Linked DNA regions of Homo sapiens: region 1 is linked to region 2. Evidence: read pairs that join two places in POLR2A ChIA-PET (ENCODE). Cell type or tissue: HepG2. All regions are shown on one strand. Each heading gives the region's core, and the rest is flanking DNA. Links, peaks and the distances in the headings are about the cores only.

What was found. Peaks named below come from ENCODE experiments on the same cell type or tissue, not always from the same donor. Only the 100,000 strongest peaks of a DNase experiment are listed, where the experiment ranks them.
Region 1: POLR2A ChIA-PET joins it to region 2 with 5 read pairs; 1 of 35 experiments calls an interaction of 5 or more read pairs at or near these places.

What each region holds. Positions count from the first base shown.
Region 1 is chr10:80,289,118-80,294,487 of GRCh38, forward strand. It overlaps MAT1A (methionine adenosyltransferase 1A), which reads right to left and starts at 541. Exons shown (of 9, transcript NM_000429.3): 1 at 216-541. The coding sequence starts at 306. RefSeq lists an enhancer at 376-670. In HepG2, for the core only: a CTCF peak has its summit at 548; DNase peaks (open chromatin) are centred at 564, 964, 1,914 and 3,674; H3K4me3 peaks cover 1,796 bases.
Region 2 is chr10:80,462,479-80,467,856 of GRCh38, forward strand. All of the region lies in intron 1 of TSPAN14 (tetraspanin 14), which reads left to right. Among named protein-coding and RNA genes, the nearest start is that of TSPAN14, 11 kb to the left of the region's middle. RefSeq lists silencers at 275-569, 4,395-4,689 and enhancers at 2,293-2,864, 2,865-3,436. In HepG2, for the core only: no CTCF peak of the experiment used is centred there; a DNase peak (open chromatin) is centred at 2,303.

The DNA.
Region 1 (5,370 bases), core at 1-5,000, 170 kb before region 2:
TTTTCACCACAAAGAAGTAGTCAATGTCTGTGGCAATGGGTATGCCCATTATCCTAATTTGATCATTAAATGTTATACTCATGGATCAAAACAACACACGGTACCCCATAAATATGCACAATTATTATGTGTCAAATTAAAACCATTTGTAAGTGACTCCCTCAGTATAGGCTTGGAATGATCGTTTTCCAGTCAGTCCAAGACAGCCTACTTACCCGGGTGTCCCTCTCCCACAGACTCCGATGTGAACATGAAGACTCCTTCACTTAGAGAGTGGTCACACAAGCCATCCACCGGTCCATTCATCTTCTCACACTTCTCCACTCACGCTTCTTTCAGTGAACAATTTTGAGGCTGTGACTTTGCCTGAGTTTTTTTTTCTTCTTCTTCTTCTTCTTTCAACCCAACAGGCTTGTCTTTGGCAGAGCCACGGGGATCACTTCTGCCTAACTGCCTGTGAGCACGTGAGAACAGGCGAGGACTGCTGAGAAGGGAGGGAGTGGATGGAACACGGGATGTGTCCCTCCCTCCAGCTTGCCACAGCTTGCTCCTGAGCGACTCCTATATATGGAAAAGCGAAAGTGCCTGAAAAATCATGTGAGAAAATTGGAGGAGTCCATTTCCTAAGAGGGGGGTCTTCTTACCTGGAGGAATTTCAATTCTTATCCCTGACTTTCCAAACTCTAAGCACCTGGTCAAGGTAAGGTAAAGAAGGCTGTATAGTTCTGCAGAATTGAAGCTCCTTTGGGACTCTCCTTCAGCTCTTAGCCAATCTTGGTAGTGCTCCAGAGTTCACAACCCACCTTGGAGAGCAGGGGTCTGTGATCACCCAGAGATACAAGCAGGCAACAAGAAACTCTTTCTCAGAGATATGGTTTAGGCTAAGATTGCAACAGTGCCTTTGCTGTTGGGTGTCCCCTCCTCCCCTGCGTCTCATCTGGATTGGTCTCTTCCCATTCTATCTTCTCAGGGAGAGCAGGAGCACGCACCTGTATTCTGAGCCAGCTGTGATGTTACACAACAGATTCATTTTAGAGGAAAAGCTTTGAGTCCACGTGTTTCTGCTAACAGAAACCACCTAACCTGTCAACTTCTCTAAAAGGCTGGCAGGCATTTTAACAAGCAAGATCTTTAAAAAGTATCTATCTGGGGAGGTTACAGAGAACAATGTGTGTGTGTGTGTGTGTGTGTGTGTGTTTTTTTTAGAAAAAAATGCTTTTGAGAAATGGATTCATTACAGGGAAATTATCAAAGTCCAGTTTCCCAAAGCTTCCGGATTATAAACATCTACATATTCAGTTCTATACATGTAATAAACATCGTGTTCACATAACTCTTGCATTATTTTTTGCTTTGACCAAAAAAAGTAGTAAACAGGATTATATCTTTAGTTCATGTACTAAATGACAGCGTCTCACACTCTCAGATCCAGCTGCATCCTCAGACCCAAGGAACAATGGGGAATTGAGACCACAGAAAATGAGGATGGGTGGAGAAACCAGTTCCCACTAGAATGCAATAAAAAGTAATCAACCATAACCTTGTGCATCAAAGCTTGGACTGTGGGAAGCAAAAGTTAGGAAGCAATAGCCTCACCTAACAATTCTGGTGACCAAACCCCCCTCTGAGTTTATTATCAAGCATTTGGAAAAATTTTTTCTGGCACACATTCTGGTGCTCCAAAGCTTGAGTTTTGCTAACTGATGACCAAACATCATCCCTTCAGGGAATTAAAGCAGTATTAAGGTGACCTCTTCTGGAATAAAGTAAGGGATGTTACATATGCATAGCCAATCAACGGCATTTAACAAGGAGTGAACTGAAGTGCTTAGGCACAAGACTGTTGAAAGTTCAGAGAGGAAAAGGCCACTGGGAAGGGATGGACAAACGAGGAATCAAATAGGGACTTTAGACAACATCGCCTTGTCATTGCCAGCACACAGGACTCCTCTGTTTGCACTTAAGCTATTTCAACATTGCTGGCCCTTAGTAAATTTCTTCTGGGTACATTAGTTTTAAACCTAGAGGCAATATGAGCTAATGTTTAATTTGAACTGTAGAACTAGGTGACCTTAGCAGTTAAAATTGTATGATAACAATTATGGTCCAAATTTGATTTAAGAACAAGATGATGTGTAAGTAGCAGGTACTCTTCAAGGTTCCTAGAGTTATCAGGAAGACAGAAAACAAAGCAGTAGCTGCCTTCTGAATTCCATAAGTAACAGCACCATGGGGTGGAAGGCGTCAGGGTGGGGAGACGATCTGTTACACAGATATGTGTGCAGGGGGCTTTGGCAGCCTGGATGCCAATTGAGGGTGTGAGGGAGGGATCTGAGAGGCACCTCGTTAAAAACTCATCTCAAGTATGAGTTTCATTTAAGACCCCAACTAAATACTAGGATGCCTTATATTCTTCTAGCAAGTAAATGTTAAGAAGCAGTACACGGAGCATGGTGGATGGAAGTGCAGGCTTCTGGACTAGGGTCCAACTTTTGCCTGTAACCTCCCATGCAGCATGGAGAAGGCTTCCTAACCTTTCTAATCTGTTGTTTCTTCTGCTGTAAAGCGGGTTAAATAATTACCTACCTCCTAGTGTTATTTTGAGAACTAAATGAGGTCATTTAGGTATGATGAGTATTGGACAAAGTGCTAGCACACAATACAAATTTAATAAATATCAGCTAATATTATTAAGCAGTCTATTTACATACATATGATTTTCCTCTGAACAAAAATAGATTATGGTATGTATACATATGTATGTATATGTGAATATACACATATACACATATAATTTTGCATCTCGCTTTTTTCCCCCCACAATATATCGTGGCCCTCTGTTCACATCTCTAAATACAGATAGGCCTTATGTTTTTTTATTGGGGGGGGATGAAGTCTCACTCTGTCACCCAGGCTGGAGTGCAATGGCATGATCTCAGCTCACTGCAACCTCCGCCTCCCGGGTTCAAGTGATTCTCCTGCCTCGGCCTCCTGAGTAGCTGGGATTAGAGGTGCACGCCACCACACTCAGCTAATTTTTGTATTTTTAGTAGAGACAGGGTTTCACCATGTTGGTCAGGCTGGTCTCGAACTCCTGACCTCGTGATCCGCCTGCCTCAGCTTCCCAAAGTGCTGGGATTACAGGCGTGAACCACTGCACCCAGCAGGCCTTATTTTTTAATACTTGAATAGTATCCCACAATAAGGATGTACCATAAATTATTAAACCATTCATTCCTCAGTGGTTAAATATTTTCAACTTCTCCAGTTATTTCACATCACTATAATGCTGCAGTGAAGGTCCTTATTCATCAGTATGTTTCTGAAAAAGATAATAATGGAAGGCTCTGGCAGTGCAGAACTAGCCAAAAGATTTCACTTTTGCAATGAATTTTACCTGATAAAAGAAGTAGCAATTCAACCAAGAGTTAAAATTGTAGTTTCAATCTACCCCCTTCAGAAAGAATTGGCAGATCTTAGCAAAGATGTAATTACTTTGAGAGTTGAACCTACAAGGACTTCATGGCCCTAATTTACCATCATAAACACAAATTAAGTCCTCCCTTACGCACAGCCTGTTCCCATCTCTCTTATGCTTGAATTGTCCCAATGGCCACTCCAAGCCCCAAACTCCACACTGGACTGATTACCTAAGTCCAATGTGTCAAAGGCACACAGTTGATCTCACTGACATGCAGCAGCCTTGAACTCTGAAGCTTCACTGACAAGCCTCTGGAGAAACTTGGCTTTCAAAATAAATCTCTCTTTCAGTCAGATTTACCCCGATGAATCTCTGAATATAAAACATCCAGTGGAAGACTGTTTCCAATAAGCAGTGCCTGTAAGTCCCACTGAGCAGTTTAGTGATGGAGCTTCGAGGGCACCTGACCCTAGGCAGCACCACGGGGCCGCAGGGGTGGTGGGGAGGCCCTGCCAGATGGTACCCTTTGCTGGCTCTGCACTGCCATGCCTGATGGGGAGGCCACAGGGAGGACCCTAGGTGCAGAGGTGGGGGGTGCAGGTGTTGTCTAAGTGCAAACATTTCTAAACTTTGGCTAGAAGCTCCTCTGACTTAAACGGCTAAATAATGAAATATTTTCAAGTGGATATACTGCTTTTGCCTCATTAATTTAAGCACAAACTTTTCCTGTAGATGCCACTCTGGAGCATGAATAAGTTACTTATGAAAGAAAGATGAAATTGATTCAGATTGTACATTTAGATATCAAAATAACAAACAGAACTTTGATAAAATAAATGTATTATGCTTTTCCCTTGTTAATCCGTCTTTTGTTATAAGAGCATCAGCTGTGACCCTTATGATGGGTAAGGAAAGCATAACACCTTTCCACCCCTACACACCCATATACAACTCCTATTCTGAAAAGGAAGAAAGACATGTTGAAAGACTTAATGCAAAAAGCAGGACTCAAGCTAGGGCCCAAAGGAATTACAGAACTTAGAAAGGCAACAGGAAGACAGAGAGGGTCTGGAAGGGAAAACTTCCCCAGCCACAGCTGGTGAAGTTAGTGCAGAAGAACATTGCCCCAACCCCACCTGGGGAGGGTGGGAGCAGATAACTGGGCAGGGAGGTAATGGCTGAGAAGCCAGGCACTCTAAGCAGTAAGTAGTCCTCTAGAAAAGCAGTGAAATGGGTTTCATTCTGACAGTGTAGAGTGCAAGTTAGATTTGAGAAGGAAGACTCCAAAATCAGAGAGAAGAGTTAAGACTCTTGCCTTGATTGAGGAATAACCTAATGAAGAACAGACCCTAAGATGTTCATGCAATATAATGAAATCCAGCTGTGCATTGTCATTTTTCAAAACTGTATTGTTTTTCTTAGTAGAATCACTTCGTCCCCCGACTTTAGAGGCTTGAAATCCTGGGAGGCGGTTTCAATTCCTGATTGTCTATCATCATATCCAAGTTTCCATAGTCTGTTAATTCTTTTTCAAAAGTGCCTTGGAATTCTCCCCTCCATTTCTGTGTTCACAGATAGTCACCTCTGCACCCATCCTTATCATCTCACATTTGAGTCAGGCATCAGCTGGGGCCAACTTCCCACACCAACATACCCTTTGGGGGTTGGCACCATGTTGCACATACCAGGAGTTTTAAAACTACCTGATGATTCATACCTAGAAAGATGAGCATCCCAGCTGGGCACAGTGGCTCACACCTATAATTCCAACACTTTGGGAGGCCAAGGCGGGTTGATTACCTGAGGTCAGGAGTTTGAGACTAGCCTGGCCAACAGGGTAAAATCTCGTCTCCACTAAAAATACAAAAATTAGCCAGGCATGGTGGCGGGCACCTATAATCCCCGCTACTCGGGAGGCTGAGGCAGGAGAATCACTTGAACTGGGGAGG
Region 2 (5,378 bases), core at 320-5,319:
ATGGTCATTGTGTCATTCCCCTCAGCAGCAGGAAAGGCTGGAATGGTTTTTGTATTGTTCCTTAGGGGGAAAAATCACTTGGAGGAAGTATATCAGTGCTTCTGAGTGCAGAGTATTTATTGACACGTCAGTTAAAGGAAGCTTTTAAACAACATATATGTATCTCTTTAGTGAGGAATAAATCTACAAGTGCATCTCACAGCTCCATTTTGCAGCTTCCATTTCCTGGAAGGTACATGGAGTTTAGTGGTTAGGGAATGGGGTTTTGAGCTGGGATTTTGGAGAAACTGTTTTTAGCCTGTCCTTGGAATTGGGCCAGGCCTAGAAATCTGTTGAAATAGCTTTCTTTAGTTGCTGAAACTGGGATGTGTTCATAGCACTAGGACCTCGAGCTCCACTGATGACTGAGTGGGGAGGGCTCAGAGAAGGGTCCCTGTGGATGCCCGGGATGCCTGGGTTTCAGTCCCGTCTCCTGCATCGCCTACATTGCCTGAATCTTAGGGTCTTACAGATTTATCATGAAGTGGGCTTGGCAGCAGATGGTCTGGTTTCTTTTGTGCCTTTGTCAGAATCTGTTCTTGCTCTTCTTAGGAAAACTTTCTATTTCAGGACTTGGGGTGGAGTCGAAAGCAGGGAGCCCTGTGAGTTGGTGAGTCTGTATCCCTGAGGCTGCCACTGCCTGACCCCCTCCTTCCCCTTGTTTCGTTTCCCCTCCCCATTACTCTGCCTTGTTCTAGGGAAACACCAGAAGCTGCCTGCAGACAGCTACGGGTAAAATTGTGTGTCCAGCCACAAACTTTAGGCATTTTAAATATTAATTTAGGTTTAACATTTTTATTTACAAAAATGTATACATGATGAAAAACACATAACAAAGATACACGGTGAAAACTCCTATTTCTATCCCTGACCCCTTCAGTTCTGCTCCCCTGAGGCCGCTGTCACCAGATGTTCAGTGCCTAGTCAAGCATGACTGTATTCCTCTCTTGTTTATTACCCCAGTGGTATACTAATTATGCTGTTTTGCACTTCCTGATTTTTACTCTGAGAATTTATCCCAGGATTGTTCCATTTTAGCACACATAGTTTAGTCCATTCTTTTTAACAGCAGTGCATGATTCTGCTGCACAGTGAATGATGACTCACTTTACCAGCTCTCTATTGATGGATTTTGAGGTTGCTTTCAGTGTTTTGTTTCTATAGGCTAAGCTGCAGGAGTGTCTTATGCATGCTGCAGGTCTGTAGTGGAAATGACTAGATGTGGAGTTACTGCATTAGGTGTGTAAAAGGAAAAGAAACATGCGGCTTTGATTCCGAAAGGGGGAATGAAAGTTTACAAAGTTTTCTTTTGGAGGGATCTTGGCCTTCTACAGAGACAAGAGCTGGAGAAACTACTGGGAAGGCATGAGAGGTGCCAGCGTGTTGGTTCCCACCCAAGTCCATCTTTGGTTCAGTTCAGGCCAGCCTGTCTCCGTGACCTCCATATTTACAGCCCTTGGCTGGCCCTCTGGCTCATGCAGCCTGTGCCCCTAAAAGTGTGAGGAGTCAGCCAGAGCGAGTTGGGGTGTAGGGAGGCGGGGAGCAGGCTTCTCATAGTGGGTTCCAGCAACCTCACGACTTTGCAGGACCTATGTGGGGTGTGAAGGGGGAGCGTTGGTTGCAGCAAGCTGGAGCTGGCGTCAGCTTTTAGAGGAGCAGATTTTCCCGCAGTGTCAGGGGTTGGTGTGAGGATCGGCCTCCTTCTCTGGCCTCCCTTGGCCTTTCGCTGCTCTGCACACCTCCCTGTTCAGGCCGCCTTGGGCCTGGTTGCCACCCTGTGATTTTAAAAGCCTGTGTAAAAGGCACCTGGTGAAAATAATAGATGGGTTTTGTGTTTTGAGCGGGAGCTTCCTTTCAGAACAGAAATGGGGTACGGTTCTTCCTGGGATGGGTGGGGAAGGAGGGACAGTCGTGAGAGCATGTTGGAGGTGCCCACTCTGTGTTGGGAGCTCTCTGGTTGTTTCCCTGTGTGGCTTTCACTGCCCCATGCCAGGGCAGGGTGGGAAGCAGGGAGACTTTAGGGCTGGCTGGCAGATAGACCTCCTAAATAGACCCTGACCTGGTGGGTTTGAGGCTTGTGTCCCTGCCATGGCTCTCCCACCCTTCTACTCAGAGAACTTCTCACCATTGCGGTTACATGCAGTCCCCGTGAGAAGGCCAGAGCTTCCCATGTGCAGCTCATTGTCTGGGCCTGGGTCCTTGGTAGCACAGAGGTTTCTATTGTGGCCTGGTGGCAGTGAGGGCTGACCTGTGGAGCTGAGGAGGCGGGACCTGGGGCCTCACAGTGGAGCTATTCAGGGGCTCTGCCCTGGTTTCCTGCTGCTTCCCATTGTAGATTTTTTTGGGGGAAGGGTGGGAGGGAACTAGAGAAGGAGGAGAGTGGGAGAGGGAGTGGTCAGTGCAACTATTGTTGCTGGTAGCAGGAGCCCTTTATGCTTAATAGAGGTCCATTTGCAGACAGCCTTGAGCCACTCCAAGGCCCATCATGTGTTCTCAGATTCTAGTTTCTGCCTCTGTCAAGATCCCCCTTCGCCCTTCTCAAGTCCCTGTGCTTGCCTGGAACACCTCTGGGTAAGAGTTCTGAGCAGCTGGGCAAGGAGCAGGAGTGGCCGGTGCCAGGCTTGTCGGCCACCTGCCCACTGCTTTGGGGAGTGAGTTCTGCCGAGTCTTCCCGGCCCAGCTGTGCCCTTGGGTGGGGGCCAGGCACGTGCCTGGGTTGCTATTAGTCTCCCAGGCCCCCCACTTGCTTTGTGCCTCAGTGCTCAGCCCAGTGCTCCCGTTCCTCACGCGAGCACTCAGCTGCTGAAAAGCCTGTGTGCTGGCAGCTCAGCCTGCAGCCACCCCCGCTGCAGGAGCCACAGCCATTTTCCTTTGTTCTGCCATCTCCGGGCTCTTGAATCTCAGGCTGGCAGTGGGCAGCAGGCAGCCAGCACACAGCGCTGGTGGGGTGGAAACCCTTGTGACATGAATCTGCCCACTGAGCCAAAGGCATGGCAGCCCCCTGGCTGCACCCCTAATTCCTCTGGCTGTACCCCTATCTCCCAGCCATGCTGAGAGAAGCACAGAGTATCCCCTCTTACTGGATCAGAAAGATAGTGACACCTACAGTGGGAACAGAGAGAGGTCTCACCTGTTTTGGGCCACTGAGGTGCACACTAAAGAGAGAGAGAGTTAGCCTCCGGGTCTTTGGCAGAAAAAGCCACTCTCAGGCACAAAGGATGCTCGTTCTTAATCTCCTGGTCTTTGTTGAAAACAGAGGCAGGATTGGTTAAGAATATTTTTTATTTTGGTCCTTATGGTTGTGAGGACCTTTCTCTAACTGAGGGGAACTGTACCCTGCTTCTTCACATCTGAATCTCTCCCTTCTCTCCCCCACCACTTTTTGGTGGGCAAAATGAGCATTCTCTTTTGGGGTACAATTTCAGCTATGTGTGGGGTTGCAGGCGGGGTGAAGGCCACTCTCACCCGCTGTCTGACTTCTCTATCTGAGGTGTGCCCGCCCCAACCCATACTGTCTCCTTTCTAAACCACAGACAGAATCTGTAAGGCACCTGCCTTTGAAATAGAGTTGTTTTGTATAGAACTCATAACTCCCACTAGTTTTCATGTGTTTAGCATTATAGCTTACCCTTTCAAAACCCATCCTGGCTGTCTTATTTGATTCTCTTATCAGCCAAGTCTTACAAATCAAGAAGCAAGCCTCAGCCCCAGATAGGGTTGCACCTTGGAGTGTCCTCATTTTATTTTATTTTTTGACATGGAATCTTGCTCTGTTGCCCAGGCTGGAGTGTAGTGGCATGAATATGGTTTAGTGTAGCCCCCACCTCCCAGGCTCAAGTGATCCTCCTGCCTCAGCTTTCCCAGTAGCTGAAACCACAGGCACGCATCACCATGCGCGACTAATTTTTAAAAATTTTTCATAGAGACGAACTCTTGCAATGTTGCCTTGGCTGGTCTCGAACTCATCTTCTGGGTTCAAGCTGTCCGTCTGCCTCGGACTCCCAAAGTGCTAGGATTACAGGTGTGAGCCACAGCACCCAGCCCTCATTTTAACAAATGTTGTAGCACCTACAAGACTCAAAGTAAAAAGAGCTGGTGCTCATCGTGAAAGGCATTGAAACACCCCCACTTTGGTGGGGGGTGGGGTATGTTAACAGAAAAACCAAAGTCTCTAAAATATTTTAAAGAGGTTTATTCCAATCCAGTGAGTGTCTGCGTCCTGGGAAAAGCACGGTCTCAAGAGGTGTGGGGAAAGGGTGCTTGAGGCCGTTGGATTACGGTTTTGTTTTATACATTTTAAGGAGGCAAAAGTTACAGGCAAAGGCATAAGTCAGTACATGGAAGATATGCATTGTTTAAGCCCAGAAGGGTGGGATATCATGAAACGGGCTTACAGGTCATAGGTGGGTTCGGAGATTCTTTAATTTGTAATTCGTTAAAGGAGTAAAGCTTTGTCCAAAAATTTAGAGTCAGCAGAAAGGACTGGTAAGATAAGGAAGTCCGTTAACCAATACACTGGGTTAGAGCTGTGGGGTGAGTGACTTAACCCTTGTCTGGCATGGCCTTCAGTCCTCTTTATATTTCGGTATCTTATTGTCACAAAGAGTCTTGTTTCTTAGTCTTATAATCTCTATTTTAATATTAATGATGGTCAGTTTTTGTGTCTAAATCCCAAAAGGGAGGAGGTATGTAATGAGGCCTTTCCAACCTCCTCCTTGTTGTGGCCAAGAGCTGTTTTTCAGGTTTCTCTGGGGTCCTCGTGGCCAAGAGGGTCTGTTTAGTTGGTTATGGGGCTTAGAATTTTATTTTTAGTTTACAGGTTGTTGGACCCAAACAAGACTGGGAAAGTCACCATCGAGGCAGCTCAGTATTCTTTCTGGGAAAAACACAATGGATGTAGAGGCTGGGATTTGAATTCGGGCTTACTGGGTGACCTTGGTGGGTCACTTCCTGGGGTGTAGATTCTTACTAGAAAATGGAAGTGTTGCTCAGAGGAACTTTGGGAACATTTTAGCTGTAACCCTTGGAGTTCTATTAATCTAACTCCAAAATGGTTCTATTAATCTAACTCCACTACCTGGAATCTCTCTTGCCAACTCAGGATCCTTTGGAAGAAAATGTCATCAGATGGAATTAACAAAGAGCCCCTCTTTTCCTGGGCATTTCTTCCTCAGGTTCTTGAGGGGTGGTGATGATCACCTCAAAAGATGCCTGTAGTTTTCAAGTGGAAACCGAGCCACCCTGAGCCCAAACACACACTCCCAGTGTTCAGGCGCTGAGTGTGGCCCCTGGAGTTCACTGATGAGTAGTCTTACCTTGGACCTCGCCTTGGCTTTTCT